2 separate regions of the Homo sapiens genome follow, and region 2 is linked to region 1. The links are chromatin contacts, found by Hi-C or POLR2A ChIA-PET in ENCODE. All regions are on one chromosome and are shown on one strand. Each heading gives the region's core, a stretch centred on a gene start or an enhancer-like site at or near the end of the contact. The rest is flanking DNA. Distances are from core to core; before and after follow the strand shown. Region 1 has its middle 13 kb from the start of ING1. Region 2 holds the start of LINC00567 (long intergenic non-protein coding RNA 567).

The links. Hi-C counts contacts between places; a loop is a spot of excess contacts on that map. ChIA-PET counts read pairs that join two places held with the same protein, here RNA polymerase II (POLR2A). Pooled maps may share reads with other maps.
Region 2: a loop to region 1 is called in a map of heart right ventricle, with 3 times the contacts of the local background. The contact joins the promoter of LINC00567 here to the enhancer-like site in region 1. A Hi-C loop is called at or near these places in 56 of 168 maps with a recorded cell type or tissue (A673, B cell, Caco-2 and 32 more), 34 of 37 single-sample maps with no recorded cell type and 43 of 50 pooled maps. POLR2A ChIA-PET finds 5 or more read pairs at or near these places in 26 of 52 experiments (A549, A673, AG04449 and 22 more).

What each region holds. Positions count from the first base shown.
Region 1 is chr13:110,725,614-110,728,571 of GRCh38, reverse strand. No RefSeq gene overlaps it. Among named protein-coding and RNA genes, the nearest start is that of ING1, 13 kb to the right of the region's middle. RefSeq lists an enhancer at 1,805-1,944. Within about 2 kb of position 1,676, at least 5 of the 41 ENCODE cell types and tissues checked have a DNase peak (open chromatin) inside an H3K27ac peak, as active enhancers do; they include CD4-positive, alpha-beta T cell and GM12878, where a contact is called at or near this core.
Region 2 is chr13:110,811,450-110,814,343 of GRCh38, reverse strand. LINC00567 (long intergenic non-protein coding RNA 567) reads left to right here and starts at 1,260. Exons shown (of 1, transcript NR_135280.1): 1 at 1,260-2,894. LOC105370362 (a long non-coding RNA gene) reads right to left here and starts at 639. Exons shown (of 2, transcript NR_158538.1): 1 at 571-639. RefSeq lists enhancers at 1,575-2,116, 2,117-2,658.

The DNA of each region.
Region 1 (2,958 bases), core at 427-2,926:
TCTTGGTCGAGTGTAGTTTTCAAAATTTGCAAAGTGAAATGGTTCTTACCAGCCTTCCAAGATGCCAAGGAAGGTCATCCTTGTATATCTTGACTTTCAACTACCTCATATTATTGAAGATCTTTGTGTCATAAAAGTATTTCATTGTTAGTTGACTTCTAATTTCTCATGTTTATGGAACAGATTGATGGTGCAAAGAGTCATAAATATTTTGAAAATTGTGTATATTGGCCATGGAAAACTATAATTTCCCCTCTTCCATCTAACTTTTACTTACTTTAAAATACAAAAATTAATTTCCATTCCCTGAACACATCCCAATTAAAGGGAAAAGAATTAAGCCAGAGCCAGTAGCTGTCAGGGTGGCACAAGCGTCTATTCAAACACAGCACCTATCAGGGCAAGTGTTTGTTTTTGGTTTTGGTTTTGTTTTTGAGACGGAGACTCGCTCTGTCGCCCAGGTTGGAGTGCAGTGGCATGATCTCGACTCACTGCAACCTCTGACTCCCGGGTTCAAGTGATTCTCCTGCCTCAGCCTCCCGAGTAGCTGGGACTACAGGCAAGTGCCACCACGCCTGGCTAATTTTTTGTATTTTTAGTAGAAACGGGGTTTCACCATGTCGGCCAGGATGGTCTCAACCTTCTGACCTTGTGATCCACCCGGCTCAGCCTCCCTAAATGCTGGGATTACAGGCTTGAGCCACCACACCTGGCCGGGGAAGTGTTTTTAAAATGGAAAGATTTGCTCTAACATAGCACCTGACTGTCCACAACAGACTCCAGCAGCTCAGTGTCCACCACACCATCTACCCCTTGGCCACGGTGAGCCTCGTGGATGGGTCTCCACCTGGTCCGCACTGTGTCTGAACACATCTGTGCTGCAGAGAAAAATCCTTGCTGCGGTGTCCTCATTGCTCTTCCGATTCCTGAATTTTCTGACACTTCTCTTATCTTTCCTGTCTTTGCTTGAGACATAGTCAATTATTGTTACTTGCAACCAAAAGATGCTCAAATAATAGAGAAAATAAGTATTTATCTAACAATTTCTTATGTTAAATAAACACTTTGGGAGACAGCAAACTGTTTCCAGGCATCTTTGTAAATGGATACATTGTTAAACTCTGTGATTGATCATTACATTTGTTTTTATAAAATTTTATAATAAAAATTTTATAATAAAAATAAAATTTATTAAATGTAATAAAAATATTACATTAATGTCTCAAATATTACATGTCTCAAATATGTAATGACATTACATGTCATTACATGTCTCGTTACATTACATGACATTACATGTCTCATTACATTAATGTCTCAAATATTAATCATTTAGAAATATTGCATTTCCAATGGCATACAGATTTATCCAAAAATATTCCCTTCACACAAATCAAACTGAAATTCCCTTTTAGGTGTGTTTTTAGAACTGGTTTCCAAGTTAGAAAAGAAAATGTTTCATGTTTAAATGTCAATTCTTGGATTCAGGCTTTACTCTACACGTCTTTATTAAAGGCCTATGGCTTAACACGAGAGACCCACGGTTCCTAACGTCCACATAAATGAGAACAGGTGCACCCATGAAACAGCATGGCTGATGAAGCGGGGGAGTGGCTCTGGCCTGGAGTAACAGCACTTCATCCTGCCGGCAGCCCCACCACCAACTCACGGAGTGCCTTTGAGGAAGTGGCTTCATCACCCTTGGGCCTCGGTTTCCTCACCCACACAGTGAAGAGATTGAATGAGATTTTCTGCCTACTCTGAATTCAATCAAGAGGTGAGTCAAAAGGAAGTTTAGTAGGCTCTGATTGCTACTAAAAATAAAAATTCGATGTATTTACTTCTGTGTTCTACAACGAGAAATGGAATTGTTTATAGAAAAGCAGCCATGGAGGACTTCCTCCTCGTGCAGCAGGAACCTGGCAGTGACCGCTAACATGCTAAGGGTGGACTTGATTCTCTTTAGCTGTAAGGAATCACAAGTCCATTTTTTAAGAATACATGTGTTAAACTAGAATAATTTGACCAAAAATATTACTCAAATTGTTATCTGTACAGTGCTCTAGCATTTCTGAAGTATTTTCAGACATTAACAAGTCTGGGCCTCCACTCCTGGGATGGGCATTATCACTGTCCTTATTTTGCTTCTGAGAACATTGGGTACAGAAGAGTGACTTCCTTGAGGTTAACCTGTGATAAACTAGTCCTGATTCAAATCTGACTTTGACTCTCATGCTGATTCTAGCACCGTGCATGGCTCCTAGTGAATTGCTTAAAACCTTGCAGGTAGGCTGGGCACGGTGGCTCATGCCTGTAATCCCAGTACTTTGGGAGGCCGAGGCGGGCGGATCACCTGAGGTCAGGAGTTCAAGACCAGCCTCACCAACATGGAGAAACCCCGTCTCTACTAAAAATACAAAATTAGCCAGGTGTGGTGGCGCGTGCCTGTAATCCCAGCTACTCGGGTGGCTAACGCAGGAGAATTGCTTGAACCCGGGAGGCGAAGGTTGCAGTGAGCAGAGATTGCGCCATTGCACTCCAGCTTGGGCGAAACTCCATCTCGAAAAAACAAAACAAAACAAACAAACAAAAACCTTGCAGGTAAATTACAATCCTAAAATTCACTGTAGGGCAAAACAAGAAACTTGAAGTAAGCATCCTGGTTTACCTGGAGGAAAATCAGAAGCATGAGAACTTGGTAGTGCAAATACCCGTGGCTCCTGCAGATCCCTTCATTCAGGCAAAGAAGCCCAGCAATTAAGACTTTTTCGCTCTCTCCTCCCGTGAGACCATGAGCGTTTCTTTCACCTTCTATGGCTTTCTCAGTTGTAAGACCCCCACAGAGCTGGGAGGACAGCACACTCCTGGCATGTTAGGCGTTCAGGGAAGACCAGCAGCAACGCCAGGTCCTGACCATGAGGAGGCCTCCGGGTGCCAGGCGGTGGTCAAGGATGCTGG
Region 2 (2,894 bases), core at 11-2,510, 86 kb before region 1:
TTGCTTCTGATCCACAGAATATGGTAGAGGGATAGCACGTCTCTCCCATGATCCAGGTACATTCCCTGGCCTCCACCCACAGCTCACTTGCTCTAGAGCCTCCCTGCTGGCTGATGACGTAAGTGGCCGCACTGGAAACTTCCGCGTGGAGAGAAACTGAGGGCAGCCACGGACCTGGACCTGGGGCCCTCAGAGAGAAAGTGAACTCGGCCAACAGCCTGTGGGAACTTCCGAAGAGGTGGATTCTTTTCCAGGCCGTCCTCGGATCCTCCGCGTAAGAATACAGCGCGGCCAACACTTGATCCCGCCTAGTGAGGGCCCGGGCAGCGCCCCCAGCACGCGTGTCCCGGAACCCTGAGATAACGCACGTGTGTGGCTCCAAGCTGCTCAGCTCCGAACACAGCTGCTGAAAAGGGACGCAGCCCCCATGCAGCCGTGCGTGTCGGAGTGGGAAGACGGCCGGCTGGGGGAAGAGCCTGAGGAAGAAGATCCGTGTCTGAGGCCTGGGTCTGCCAGTCCGCGTCGCCTTGGGCAGTTCCCCGGCGGATTTCTCTGAGCCTGTTTCCTCACCTGCAAAACAGCCCATCCCTGAAGCCTTTCTCTGTTCTGCGACTCTTTTATTCCAGAGGCGGGAAAGTTTGGAAGGAAAGCAAAGGTCAAAAAGAAACCCTGGAGGGTTGAAGGTCAAGCTGCCAAGAGGGGCGGTAGTGTGAGGGGGACGTCGTGAGGGGGACGTCGTGAGAGGGGTGTCCTGAGGGGGACGTCGTGAGGGGGGAGCGTGGTGACGGGGACGTCGTGAGGGGGGCGTCGTGAGAAGGACGTTGTCAGTGGAGGCGTGGTGAGGGGGGGTCAGGAGAGGGACGTCGTGAGGGGGGCGCATTGTGAGGGGGCCGCGTCATGAGGGGGATGTGTCGTGAGGGAGGCGCGACGTGAGGAGGGCACGTAGTGAGGAAGGCGTCGTGAGGGGGACTTTGTGAGGGGGAGCATCGTGAGGGGGACTTCCTGAAGGAGGTGCATCGTGACGGGGGCGTCGTGACGGGGATGTCGTGAGGAGGGCGCGTGGTAACGGGGGCATCGTGAGGGGAGCGCGTCGTGTGGAGGGCGTCGTGACGGGGACGTCGTGAGGAGGGCACGTCGTGAGGAAGGCGTCGTGAGGGGGAGGTCGTGAGGGGGACGTGACGAAGGGGGCGCGTCGTGACGGGGGCGTCGTGAGGGGGATGTCGTGAGGAGGGCGCGTGGTAACGGGGGCATCGTGAGGGGAGCGCGTCGTGTGGAGGGCGTCGTGACGGGGACGTCGTGAGGGGCGCGCTGTGAGGCGAGTCTCTGCCCCCTCCCCCTGGAGCTCCCGCTCCTCAGCTGCCCCCCGCCGTCAGGGGCTCTTCCTGTCAGTGCCTCATGGGCCCTGCATTCGCCTCCCCCAGGCAGCGCGGTCCTCCTGGGGGAGTCAGCCTGTCTCGCCTGAGCCCGAAGGCCGCCTCCCCTTCTGCCACAGCCCCCTTTGGCTCCCGGCTCTGGAGATCTGCCCTCCAGTGGATCTGTCTGAAACCGCCCTCCCTTAGCCGGGCGGGAGGCAGCAAGCGCGCGCGCTGCGGGCAGGAGCGGTTTCTGCAGGAGGGACCCTGCCCGAGCTAAACACCGAGAAGACGGCAGGAGGCAGAAGGCGAGATGGGGGAAAGGAAGATAATCTGGAAAGTTCCACTGCAGGAAAGACAGTCCCGGTGGCCAGCTGGCCTCTCAGAGGCCCCTTAGTAAGCCGAGGACCCGAACCCTTACGGAAATGTAATTGAGACAAGCCCGAAGCAGAGCGGAACGAAACAGAACAGAGGAGACGCGGGCACAGGAGAGCGCAGAGGGAGCTCTGGGCGCTTAAGGAATGGAGACTGCAGCGGGCCAGCGGGGGCTAAGTCCCGGGGTCGCAGATGCCTGTGTGCGGGGGCAGGTGCTTGCGTGCGGGGCCTGCCCCAGCCCCTGCCTGGCAGAAAGCCCCAGAATCCAGGGGCCTCTGCCCAGAGGAGGTCTCGTCATGTGTCAAAGGACCAGGGCGAGGGCGCTGGGCTTCCCTGGGCTTCGCCGAAGGCCCTGGCACTCACACTGCGGGCCTGGCCGTGGAGGGAAGGGCTCGGGGAGTAAGTGCACGCTCCTGGCACTGTCATGCGTGCAGTGGCCCCGGCACCCGTGAGTGTGTCGGCCAGGCAGTGGGGCGGCAGGGAGCACGTTTGCGGCCCTGGCTTCAACCGACCTGGGCTTCAATTCCGAGTTCCACCGCTTTGGAGCTCTGTGGCCATGGATAATGGCTCAACCTTCCCGAATGATTTTTTTTTTCATCTGCAACCATGGAGAAAATTATAACAGCCACATGAAAGGATTGTTGAGGGGATGCAGTGAGTTCTTTCAAAGCACTAAGTAAACATCCTACACAGTTCTCAGGCCCCGGCTAAATGGGGAAAGCCCCTTGAGGATGGGGCCGTGTTAGCAGGTTACTCTCAGTCCTCAGCACTTCCGCATCCATTATTTCTCTTAATGAATTAATATCTGTGAGGCGTGTGTTATAAATAATATTCCCTAACTGGATTTAAAAGGGGAGCTTCCTGGGAATTTCAGGCTCTTTAAGGAGTGTGGCCCTTGTCACCCTGGGGACCAGGGCCACTGCGGCCAGAGGTGTCAGCCAGGGTGAGGACCTCTTCCTTTTCTTTGAGAGCAGGACTAAATTAACAAGCTGAAGCCAGCTTACCTTGGATGTGGATCATTCTGGCAGTGTTCAACTTTGAGACAAGGAAGTGTGTGACATTATTGTCAGCGGAGAGAGGCCCCAGGCAGAAGGTCACTTCCTGAGGTGTCTGGGGAGCACTGCGGCAAGAGACCCCCATTTCCCAGCAAATGCTTCCTTACTCAAT